Regions from separate parts of the Homo sapiens genome. Here all the other regions are linked to region 3. Evidence: chromatin contacts called from ENCODE Hi-C or POLR2A ChIA-PET data. All regions are on one chromosome and are shown on one strand. The core of a region is the stretch at or near the end of the contact, and the rest is flanking DNA. Distances in the headings are between cores, read along the strand shown.

What was found. A loop is a pair of places that touch in the nucleus more often than their neighbours do. ChIA-PET counts read pairs that join two places held with the same protein, here RNA polymerase II (POLR2A). Pooled maps may share reads with other maps.
Region 1: a loop to region 3 is called in a pooled map, with 16 times the contacts of the local background. The contact joins the promoter of LINC02724 here to the promoter of STIP1 in region 3. A Hi-C loop is called at or near these places in 1 of 37 single-sample maps with no recorded cell type and 3 of 50 pooled maps. POLR2A ChIA-PET finds 5 or more read pairs at or near these places in 1 of 52 experiments (WTC11).
Region 2: a loop to region 3 is called in a pooled map, with 3 times the contacts of the local background. The contact joins the enhancer-like site here to the promoter of STIP1 in region 3. A Hi-C loop is called at or near these places in 6 of 50 pooled maps. POLR2A ChIA-PET finds 5 or more read pairs at or near these places in 7 of 52 experiments (CD4-positive, alpha-beta T cell, GM10248, MCF 10A and 4 more).

Annotation. Positions count from the first base shown.
Region 1 is chr11:64,447,014-64,450,720 of GRCh38, reverse strand. LINC02724 (long intergenic non-protein coding RNA 2724) reads right to left here and starts at 1,664. Exons shown (of 2, transcript NR_073177.1): 1 at 1,069-1,664; 2 at 1-824. RefSeq lists a silencer at 944-1,139, a cis regulatory region at 917-1,186 and an enhancer at 1,076-1,325.
Region 2 is chr11:63,869,951-63,873,490 of GRCh38, reverse strand. All of the region lies in intron 1 of MARK2 (microtubule affinity regulating kinase 2), which reads right to left. Among named protein-coding and RNA genes, the nearest start is that of MARK2, 33 kb to the right of the region's middle. RefSeq lists an enhancer at 1,536-1,645. Within about 2 kb of position 1,335, at least 27 of the 41 ENCODE cell types and tissues checked have a DNase peak (open chromatin) inside an H3K27ac peak, as active enhancers do.
Region 3 is chr11:64,184,841-64,188,468 of GRCh38, reverse strand. It overlaps STIP1 (stress induced phosphoprotein 1), which reads right to left and starts at 2,298. Exons shown (of 14, transcript NM_006819.3): 1 at 2,199-2,298. The coding sequence starts at 2,207. It overlaps LOC124902686 (a long non-coding RNA gene), which reads left to right and starts at 2,788. Exons shown (of 2, transcript XR_007062712.1): 1 at 2,788-3,628. RefSeq lists silencers at 2,086-2,145, 2,846-2,985 and an enhancer at 3,106-3,175.

The DNA.
Region 1 (3,707 bases), core at 415-2,914, 260 kb before region 3:
TGCTGGCTTGCTCCCACCACTCCTCTGCTTGTTAATCCCTCTTGGTCCCTGGCATGCAAAGCACATCCTTGGTCAGGTCATGCTGAGATATGATCCAGCTTTGAGCCTGGTGGTCAGGAGGGGAGGTGGGGACAGATGCTGGAGAGAGGAACTCCTTATCTTGTAAGGTCCCTTCCCTTAGTTTCTGCATGGTCTTTAAGCAAAAGAGGACCTCTGTCTTCCAACAGAGGCAATGGGTCACTTCTGCAGGCCAGGAGGTACAGGAGAATCTGGGGGTTCAATGTCTCAAGAGTGTCTCCTCAGATAGTCCATCTCAGATATCAGGGACCCCACCCTTCCCTTTGGGGCCCTGACTTTGGAGAAGGGACTTCCCTGGGCTGGAAATTTGGCCTTCTCTGGAGTCCTGCACCTTGTCTTCTGCCCTCTGACCCCTGGCTATAGAAGAGAAGCATTTCGTTAAATTCTGCCAAGGAATCCTGACTTTGCTTTAAATTGGTGATGCGTGGCCCTGAACTTGTCATTTTCCCTCTTCTAAGTGTCAGTAGTATTCAGTGACAGCCTCCCCACTCCACGTCCTTCTCACGGCTATTTTCCCATCTGTCTCTCAACATCAGTGATATTAAACGAGCCGGGCATCCCCGTCCACCTGAGTCCTGTCCCAGGTGACCACAGGCGGAGGCCTGAGCAGCTGCTCTGCCACCTCGTGCCAGGGGCCTCCGCAACGGGCTCCAGTCACCAGGGGCCAGCGGGGCATCCTCCTGCAGCATCCCGTCCTTGGGGCCAGCTTCCTGGGGCCCCTCCTGCTGTTCCCTGCCTTCAGCTGTCTGAAAACAGAGCCCAAGACAGGGATTTACTAGGGGAGGGCTCATCCTGGGACAAGCCGCCCAGGATGTGAGGGCAGAGGGGCGGGGAAGGAGAAAGGACTCGGTAAAGGCGTGGTCCCAGGGTAAATACAGCTCTGGCAGATATGCAGGGGGCCCTGGGGCAGAGGTATCGCCATCTAGAGGCAGGCGAGGGAACAGTCTTTTGTACAGTTAGCCGTGGGCTGTGGGCGTCGCCTGAACGTACCAGGTATTGTGGCTCCATTGGCTGAGGATGCTTCTCCAGCGAAGGAGGCAGGGAGCCGGGGAAGTGGGGTGGGGTCGCGACACCGACAGCAGCTGCCAGACCAGCCATGCTGCGCTCAGCTCCCTCAGGCTGTCACTCTTAATCATCATGTCACTATCTCTGGGGCGTGTCAGTCACCATCAACGACGTGTCCCCCAAGCTGCAGAGGACGCAAATCCAGCTCTCCAAGAGGCTCTGTTGGCCCTCTCCACATGGGCTTGAGGTCAGGGGTGGGGGCACGTTCGGACCGCCCTCCTGCCTCTCTGAAGAAGATCCTCCAAGTCCCGGCTCCAGCTCTCCGGCCTCTTTGGCAGCTGGGCGGGTGGCCATCCAGGAGGCCCGTTCTCCATGCCCAGTTTGGCAAGGCTCCTTGGGACGCCGGGCTCGCTGCCCCTGTTTTCTTAAAGCTTCGGCCCAAAGGGACCCAGAGTCTGAGGTTAACACTCCGTCATCCCAGCGTGAGCGGCGCCTGACTCCAGCTCTCGACTCCCCCACCTCCTATCCCCTGCGCCGGGCTCACCCTGCACTCCCACCTGCAAATCAGCAGAGCAGAGGCCAGCGCTCCCGACGTCCAGCACCACCCCAAGCGAGGCAGGGGGAGCTGAGTGGCCGGGAGCGCCATCTAGTGGGTGCCAGGGGCGAGTCCCCGAAAGAGACTGGAGAGCCACGACTCGGGCAGGGCAGGATGGTGTCCCAGGGAGGGCCGGGGCCCAGGCGCTGGACAGCAGAGGACATAAAGGGAGAGGCATGGGAGAGCGAGGAGCCAGGGTGCTTCCGGGGCGCATGAGCCCCACCCCAGCCTGCCCCTGCCCTCGTAACCAGATGACTCGGCTCAGGCAGGACACACCACGTCCAGTCTCTGTCCCCTCTCCAGACTCTTGGGAAAGTGTCACTTAAAATCCATTTGGGTCTGGTGTTTGCTTTATTCCAAGGAAAGGGGTAAGGAAAAATTCAGAAAAGGGGCGAGGGTCTCCCCTCTCCACAGTGGCAGTCAGGGGAATAGTGACATTCACCCCCTCCCCCAACCTGGTCTTGAACGTGGCAGGGAAGAGAACTGAGCCACCTGTCACCCAGAGGGGGAGGGGGAAGGTCAGAACTCCAGCCTTCCCACAGCAGACACGCCTGCGGGGCAGGAAGCAGGCAGGCTCCACGCAGTGTAGACATGTGCACTCACACGGATGTTAACAGTCTGGAAGAAACTGACCTGGCTGTGAATAGAGGCTCTCTCATGGGGAAGGGGCAGAAGATGGAGCTTTCACTTCTCCATTTATACACTTCTCCAAAATGTGGTGGGACCATGAGGAAACTGCACTTTCAGTTTTGATCTCTTTTTGTATTTTTTCAGTTAAAATGCAATTGGGAACAATGGGGTGTTAAGTGCCTCAGTGTGGAAGGCTGCGGCATCACCATTGAAATGCTGTATCAGACCTGGATTGGATCCACCCTCGACTCAGGGCTGTGCAAACTGGGACCCAGATCCCGCGCTGTGGGAACGGAGCCCTGCTCCGCTGTTTACATGTTGTCTCTGGCTGCGGCCTCGCTGTGACAGCAGAGTTGAGGAATTGCCACAGAGACTGTTATAGCCCACAAAGCCCAAAATATTTACTCGCTGGCTCTTTATGGAAAAAGTTTGCCAACTATCAAATTACAAGAAATACAGGGACTGGGGAGCCTGCTCAACAAAGCTAAGGGGACGTGACCAGCAAAATCCAGACTGCAGGCAACCATAGGACAAAGCGCCAGTTTCTTCAATACGTAATTTGCAACAGCAACCTGCTTACTAGAGGCCAGGAAGGGGAGGGGGAAAGGAGGGGATGAAGAAAGGTTGATGAGTGGGTACAAATACACACTTACATAGACGAAATAACATCTGGTGTTCAATAGATCAGTAGGGTGACATTAATCGATTGTACACTTCAAAATTGCTAGAAAAGAATAATCCTAATGTTCCTGGCACAAGGAAAAGATAAATATTTAAGATGATGGACATCCCAATTACCCTGATTTGATTATAGGAATGTATCCAATTATCATGCACATCCCGAAACTAGATACAGCTAGTGTATTTCAACTTTTATAAAGAAAAGAAAAAAACGGGCGGGGTGCAGTGGCTCGCGCCTGTAATCCCAGCATTTTGGGAGGCTGAGGTGGGCAGATCACTTGAGGTCAGGAGTTCCAGACCTGCCTGGCCAACATGGTGAAACCCCTTCTGTACTAAAAATACAAAAATTAGCCAGATGTGGTGGTGTGCACCTGTAATCCCAGCTGCTCCGGAGGCTGAGGCAGGAGAATCGCTTGAACCCGGGAGGCAGAGGTTGCAGTGAGCAAGACTCCATCTGAAAAGAAAAGAAAAGAAATGAAAAGAAAAGACAGAGGGGGCCCATAGATTTAAAAGAGGCTGAGCAGTGACAGATAATAGAAGTGTGGATGGTAAGAAAATAAAGTCTCATTTTTCATGGTAGCAAGTGAGATCTCAAATCCGAGATCAGAAAGTGAAGAAAATCAGGAATTAAGAGTAGAAGCCATTTCACTTAGAAATGAAGGTTTAAGAAAAAGATGAGGCCGGGCGCAGTGGCTCACGCCTGTTATCCCAGCACTTT
Region 2 (3,540 bases), core at 86-2,585, 310 kb after region 3:
GCCAGCCAAAGGGGGAAGGTGAAACAACTGCTGGCAGCCTGTGCTCCCACTCCAACATCCCCTTTCTCTCAAAGGAGCAGCTACCACTCTCTTGACCTTTCAGCCACTGTCTTGTTGAGGCCAGGGAAGATGCACCCAACCTAAGAAAACTGAAGGTAGTAAGTTAGCAACAAGAGAATGGAGCTTAGGAACTAAAGAACCTGGCTTTCGGGAAAAAAGGGATATTGTACTCTAAGAGATTCAAAGAAGAAACTCCCCAAACCACCCAGCCAGCTCTTCTGAAGAGCAGGGGTATTTAGAAGTGCTTTCCATTTCCCAAGCTATTAGAGAACAGGGTGGCCTTGGACAGACCTGGCAGACATCTAGCTGGGTCACCATCACCCCTAAGGAGACTGGTCTCCAGTAACAGCAGAATGAGTGCACACACCTGCCACAGAGTGCCAGCCCGGGACAGTAACGTGCTCCAGAGTTCACATACTCATGCGCCCCGGAATCTCCTCCAGATCACTGCTGACATGCAGAGCAGGGAGGTGGACTGAGTCCCGCTCTGAGCTGGTCACTCCAGTTTGCCTGGCAGGGTGGGGGTGGGGGTGGGGGTGGGGGCAGGGAGAAGTGGGGGAGAGGAGGAGGAGGAGGAAGGGAGATTATGATTCTTTATTTTCAAGCCCTGCCCCTAAAACCAGGGAGGGAAGCGGCGGGGTTCCCGTTGCAGGAGCTCCAATCTCTGGGCACTACAGAGCCAACCAGCTGCATAAGAATTTTGGAGAACGTGCACATCAAACAAGCTGGGAAAAGGAGGGGAAACCAACCACGGTAGAAGCGGGTTGGTCCCCTGCCAAGAACTCTGAATGGTACTCCTATCAGAACTAGAACATAGCAGGAGGTGGGCAGGTTTATGGCCTCTGGGAAAAGGCAGGTTTATGGCCTCTGGGAAAGCAGTAAAGACTGGACAAGCATGGAAACAAAACTCACTCCCTGGCAGGAGACGACAGCCTATGGAGTCAGAAGTGAAATGCTGTCCCAGTAAACCTTTCCCAGTAGGATAATCACATTCTAACCTTAGGTCAATTTTCATGTGCTTTGCCGGCTGTGACCTGGACCCTGCAGTGTGGAACACGGTCACTTCTACAACCCTGTAAGTTAAGGTCTGCACTCCAAGCACTTGTGAGGGAAGAGGGACTCTCATTGGCTGTGTTGTGCAATCTAGTCTGTGGCCAAGGGCAAAGCAGAAGCCACAGATGACAGGCCCTCCCACAGGGAGAGGAAAGCTCCTCCCTTTCCAGAACACAGCCCAAGGCTGCCACAGAGAGGTGCTGTTTAGTGACAGAAATATTTGTCAGGAGTGGCCGGAGGAATGGCCACTACATACTTCCTCTTTCTCACCAACTGCTACCATCAGCCTCCACTGGCTGCCTCTCAAAAGCCTGCAGAACCTCCGGTGGCAGGAGTGTTCTCTGAGTCATTCCCTCAAGAGAAAAGGGAAAGTGGGCCTGACTCCTGGGCCTGAAGAAGCCTCACAGTGCCCTCAGCCAGCCCTTGCTGCAGAGCAAAAGCCAAGGATTGAAATCCTGGACAGCCTACTCTTCACCCACACCTGCACACAGTGAATACTCTTCACCCACACCTGCACACAGTGAATACTCTTCACCCACACCTGCACACAGTGAATACTCTTCACCCACACCTGCACACTGTGAATACTCTTCACCCACACCTGCACACAGTGAATACTCTTCACCCACACCTGCACACAGTGAATACTCTTCACCCACACCTGCACACTGTGAATACTCTTCACCCACACCTGCACACAGTGAATACTCTTCACCCACACCTGCACACAGTGAATACTCTTCACCCACACCTGCACACAGTGAATACTCTTCAGCCACACGTGCACACAGTGAATACTCTTCACCCACACCTGCACACAGTGAATACTCTTCACCCACACCTGCACACAGTGAATACTCTTCAGCCACACCTGCACACAGTGAATACTCTTCAGCCACACCTGCACACGGTGAATACTCTTCACCCACACCTGCACACGGTGAATACTCTTCAGCCACACCTGCACACGGTGAATACTCTTCAGCCACACCTGCACACGGTGAATACTCTTCAGCCACACCTGCACACGGTGAATACTCTTCACCCACACCTGCACACAGTGAATACTCTTTAGCCACACCTGCACACAGTGAAAGCACTCCCTCTTACTCCAGAAGATGGCACATGGCGGTGGGGGGAGCACCAACACTCATCTCAAAAGGCACCCAGGACTGGGAAAAGGAAGTGATGGCTTCGTATTTAAAGCATGCCTTAAAAAAACAACTTTCTGTATGCACGCACGTACACACACACACAAATATGCATATACACACACACAAACATAACTGATTTTATGTATGTGTGTGTAGGTATATACACATATACATGTAAAATTGATATCAAATTAGATCCACATGGTTTCTGGATTTTTGCCCACACTGTATTATGAGCTGGCTGTCTCCCCTTCCCTGCCTGCAGCTCCAGACTAACTCTCTTCCCTTCCTAGAGTCTCACTCTGGGTTCCAGCCACCTGTCTTCAAATGTACAATGGCCTCTCAGACCCCCCCAGGTCTTGGCCACAGCTTTCCACTGCCTGGAACACTTTCCCTCTAGCAGTCACTCCCATTCCTCTTTGTGGTGAGCCTCAGCTCAGACATTGCTTCCACCAGGAAGCTTTCCTGATCCCTGCATCACTTCACAGGGTCTCTCCGGACATTTCCCAGCTCGGGCCTTCCTGCACTAGCACTTCATTGCTTGCTGAACGGCCTCCTTCACAACTCTTGTTGGCTGTCTTGTTCACTATTACACAGACTGAGAGCAGCATAAGGGAATTTCCAAGACTAAATCACTTCGTGTCTTCAGTGCCCAGCCACAGTGCCTGGCACCTAACAGGCTCTCCAGAAATGCTTTCCTAACTCACCACGGGAAGTCTCGGGGTCAGAGTCTTCTCGCTTTTCTCGGAGTGACTCCTCACCCAAAAGCTCTTTGCACAGCTCTGCTCCATGTGACCCCTTTTAGCCTGGGTCAGGGCTAGAATGCTGGTGCCGACTTTTAAATCATTCCCAGCCGGGCGCCACGGCTCATGTCTGCAATCCCAACACTCTGGGAACCCAGGTGGGAGGATCACTTGAGCCTAGGATTTGAGACCAGCCTGGGCAATATTGTAAGACCCTGTCTCCACAAAAATACAAAATACAAAATAAATCATCATTCCCTAGGGCCTCTGGCACCTCTATGGGCATAGTCTCCGGCAGGATTTCAGAGGTGCTCTCCAGTGTGCAGAATTGGGGCCTGCTACCCTTCCACTTGTCCTTTCCCAGCTTGCCTTCTGCCGTTGAGGGCTGCAGCCAGCCCCTCTGAAGTGATGGCAATGGGGGCACGCTGCCAAGGGCATAAGATCCATTCTAGACCCAGCTCTGCGCAAACAATTTATGTCACCTTGGGCAAGTCATTCACCCTCCTGGGACTTTTGTTTCCATGCTTATA
Region 3 (3,628 bases), core at 1,049-3,548:
CTGCAGTGAGCTATGATCCCACCAGGGCACTTCAGCCTGGGCCACAGAACCAGACCCTGTCTCTAAAAAAAATACAAAATAAATTTGGTAACAGAAATCGTTTCTTTTCTTTTTTTTTTTTTTTTGAGATGGAGTCTCACTCTGTCACCCAGGCTAGAGTGCAGTGGCGTGATCACAGCTCACTGCAACCTACGCCTCCCGGGTTGAAGCAATTCTCCTATCTCAGCCTCTCCAATAGCTGGGATTACAGGCCTGCGCCATGACCCGCTAATTTTTGTACTTTTAGTAGAGAGGGGGTTTCACCATGTTGGCCAGGCTGGTGTAGAACTCCTGACCTCAGGTGATTCGCCCACCTTGGCCTCCCAAAGTGCTAGGATTATAAGCGTGAGCCACTGCGCCCAGCCGAGATCCTTTTTTTTTTTTTTTTTTTTGAGACGGAGTCTCGCTCTGTGGCCCAGGCTGGAGGGAGACGGAGTCTCGCTCTATGGCCCAGGCTGGAGTGCAGTGGCGCAATCTCGGCTCACTGCAAGCTGCCCCCAGGGTTCACGTCATTCTCCTGCCTCAGCCTCCCGAGTAGCTGGGACTACAGGCTCCCGCCACCACGCCCGGCTAATTTTTCTTCTGTATTTTTAGTAGAGACGGGGTTTCACTGTGCTAGCCAGGATGGTCTCGATCTCCTGACCTCGTGATCCGCCTGCCTCGGCCTCCCAAAGTGCTGGGATTACAGGCTGAGCCACGGTGCCCGGCCCCAGATCCTTTCTTAAAGGTAAAAGAGCAACGTCTTATTCCAGAAATCTTTTCCTCACCTATACTACAGCCCATTTAACCCTAGATACAACTGAAATATTATATGGGCACAAAAAAGTTTACTAACTTCATTTCCACTCTTTTTAATACAGCAAGGAAGCTCGAGCTTTGCCTAAAGCAGCAACTGCTACAAGAGACCAAAGGCTCAGCTCTGTAGCTCACACCAAAAAAAGGATGGTAGTCACTAGTCCATCGAGATGTCTTATTTAAGGGGAGAGTGTGGGCGATCTTAGTTTTATGGCCCTGAAGTAAGAACCAGATACCAGGTATAGTTTCAGAATTGTCACCCCCAAGTGTTATGGGCCCGGAGCGAAGACAGTAGTACTCCCGAGCGGGAGGATGATTTCTCGGAGGTTGGTAGAGGTTTCTTGGAGGTTGTTTTGTCCTTTTTCTTCCGATGAATCATTACAGCTCAATGACAGCTTCAAATCGAACAAAACCTCTAGGCCTTTCATAACCGCAAGCTACTGAGGACATAACCAAGTCACTGAAAGGAAGCAGCAACCGCTTCAAACTCGGCCCCTCAAATGCTCAGTAGAGGCCCATAACTTCCAGCGGTTGATCTCTGTAAATTGTCTACAACCACCCCCGGGTCGTCAGAAACCCATCTTTCAGACCCACCTTTCGGAAGTGTTGGTCCTCGGTCACTCGACAATCACACACACAAGCATACAAAAAGAGGGGGAGGGGCCGCAATACATTTGTAAAACACTGTCAGAGATGGAATTCGTCCCAAGGACTTTTGCGGCACCCTTCCCTTTCCCGCATCAGGTAGAGTCGGTCTGTCGCTCCTCAGACCCCCGCTCAACGCTCTCCCACCCTGACCTTCTCAGATGTAGAAGAGTAACATTTGCCCCAACTGCATCCCAGGCTGCTAAGATCCTCGGCTACTCCCAGTGTATCCCCGTCCCCGCTCCCTGGATCCGTCCAAGTTCCTCGTGGCTAAGTCCCGAGCGGTTTCTCCGTCGGCCGTCTGAGATCTCCCGGAGGGCTACCTCGCGGGTGCGGACCCCGGCCCCCGGCCCACCTCCACCCCGCCCCCTGCGGCCCGCACCCTCCCCAACATGGCCCGCAGCCGCCCCCTCGGGACGCCTTCAGGGCCCGGTCGCGACCCCTCTTCCCGCCGCCGGCCGGACTCACCCAAGCTGTGGCCTCCGCCGGGCCCTCCTCGCCCAACCAGGGGGCGATGGGCGCTCCCCGCGGCCGGCCTCGCTAAAGATCCCGCTCCCGCCCGCCGCCCGCGGCCCTCACCTCCCCGCCGCCGCCCCGTCCGGCCCCAGCGCCGAGCTCCGGTCTCCTGGATCCGGCGCCCGCCCCGCCCCCCTACCGCGGCCTGGCCACCGCCGGTCCCCGAGCAGGCTCGGGGCCTCAGCCCGCCCCTCCCCCTTCACCTGCTCCATAGCGCAGCGCGGTCCGGAACCCCGTTGAATCGAATCCGTCCGCTCCGCGTTCCCAACCGCACGCGCCGCCTTCTGGAACCTACTAGAAGCTACCGGGACCCCGGCTCCCGCCCCTTCCTCGCCTGCTCACTGGTCGAGTTCTTCTAGGGGGAATGTCTGTGCTGCTCTACTATTGGCTTGAGGTCCAGCCCATCATCTCCACTTCCTTCTCATTGGACAGCGGGGAGTAATTCCCTCAACCCTGCCTCCCCCGCACCTCAGGATTGGGCGCTCCTCTATAAACCCACCCATCTCAGGCTCCACGAATGGAGGGAGGAGCGAACTTCTGCGACACGGATTGGTCTTTTGCACTGCCAATCGTAGCCGCGCTGGCCGCGCCCATTGGTTCTGATCGTTCTGGAAATTTCCACCTCTCCCATTGGGCTGCCGGACTCCATGTCGGAACCGCCTTCAGAATGAGAGCGATTCCAATTGGGCGGAGGGTTGCCAACTCTTTGCGCTGATTGGTTTAAATCGCTGCCCTTCAAAAGGCCGGGTTTCGCCCCGCCCCTGATATATGGGAGTACCGGCTGCAGTCGGGGTCTGTAGCTGTGTCGCCGGCGGCTGCGGGGCCTCTGGGTTGCTTTCCCTCTCGCTCCCGAGTGCCGCGAGTTCCAGGCGGTCCCCGGGATCGCCAGCGGCACAGGGCCCCAGCCCTTCGCCCGCGCATCGGGATGGGGGTCCTAGCCGGTGGGAGCTGCCTGTCCCTCGAGCGCCAGCTACCCGCGTTGTCCAGCGCTCCGGCCTCGGCCCGGCCCTCCTGCCTCCTGGCTGTTAGGTTCTGAATGTTCCGGAAATGCCACGTGACCGCGAGGGCGCTTGGGCTTGGGCTGGACAGGCCGGGGATCTCACCGCGGCGGGCCCGGCTGTCCCGCTTGGGCGTCCTCAGTGGAACCGCACACCCTTTCTCAGCGCGCCGGTCGTTTGGTCCTGTAGGGCCGAGGGGAATTCGTGCGGTGTTGAGCACGCGGGAAGCACTTAACGAAAGGGAGCTGCCCCTCAGCCCTCGTGAGTCCGATGTAAAGGAGTGAAGGAGACGAAGAACTGAATCAGTAGTTGACCGCCTGTGAGCTGGCGAGCTGTGCCCTGGTAGGGCCTTAAATCCCAGCCCCAGAAGTCGGAGGCAGGGCAGGCACCCCAAAGCGTGGAAGAGATGCACCTGCGGAGTGAAAATGCTGCTATTGCTTCTAGGGTCAGCCTTGGTTCCTGGAACAAAGGAGCCGCATGACTCGGGTCTGGCGATGATGTTGGGCTCTGCAGTGTCCTCATCCTTCCCCCTCTCTGGGTAATGATATCTTCCCAGGGTTTAAAGTGTGTCCTCTCTGCCAGTAGCTTGTCTCCACAGCCTCATCTTTAATTCCACCTGCCCCACCCATTTTGGA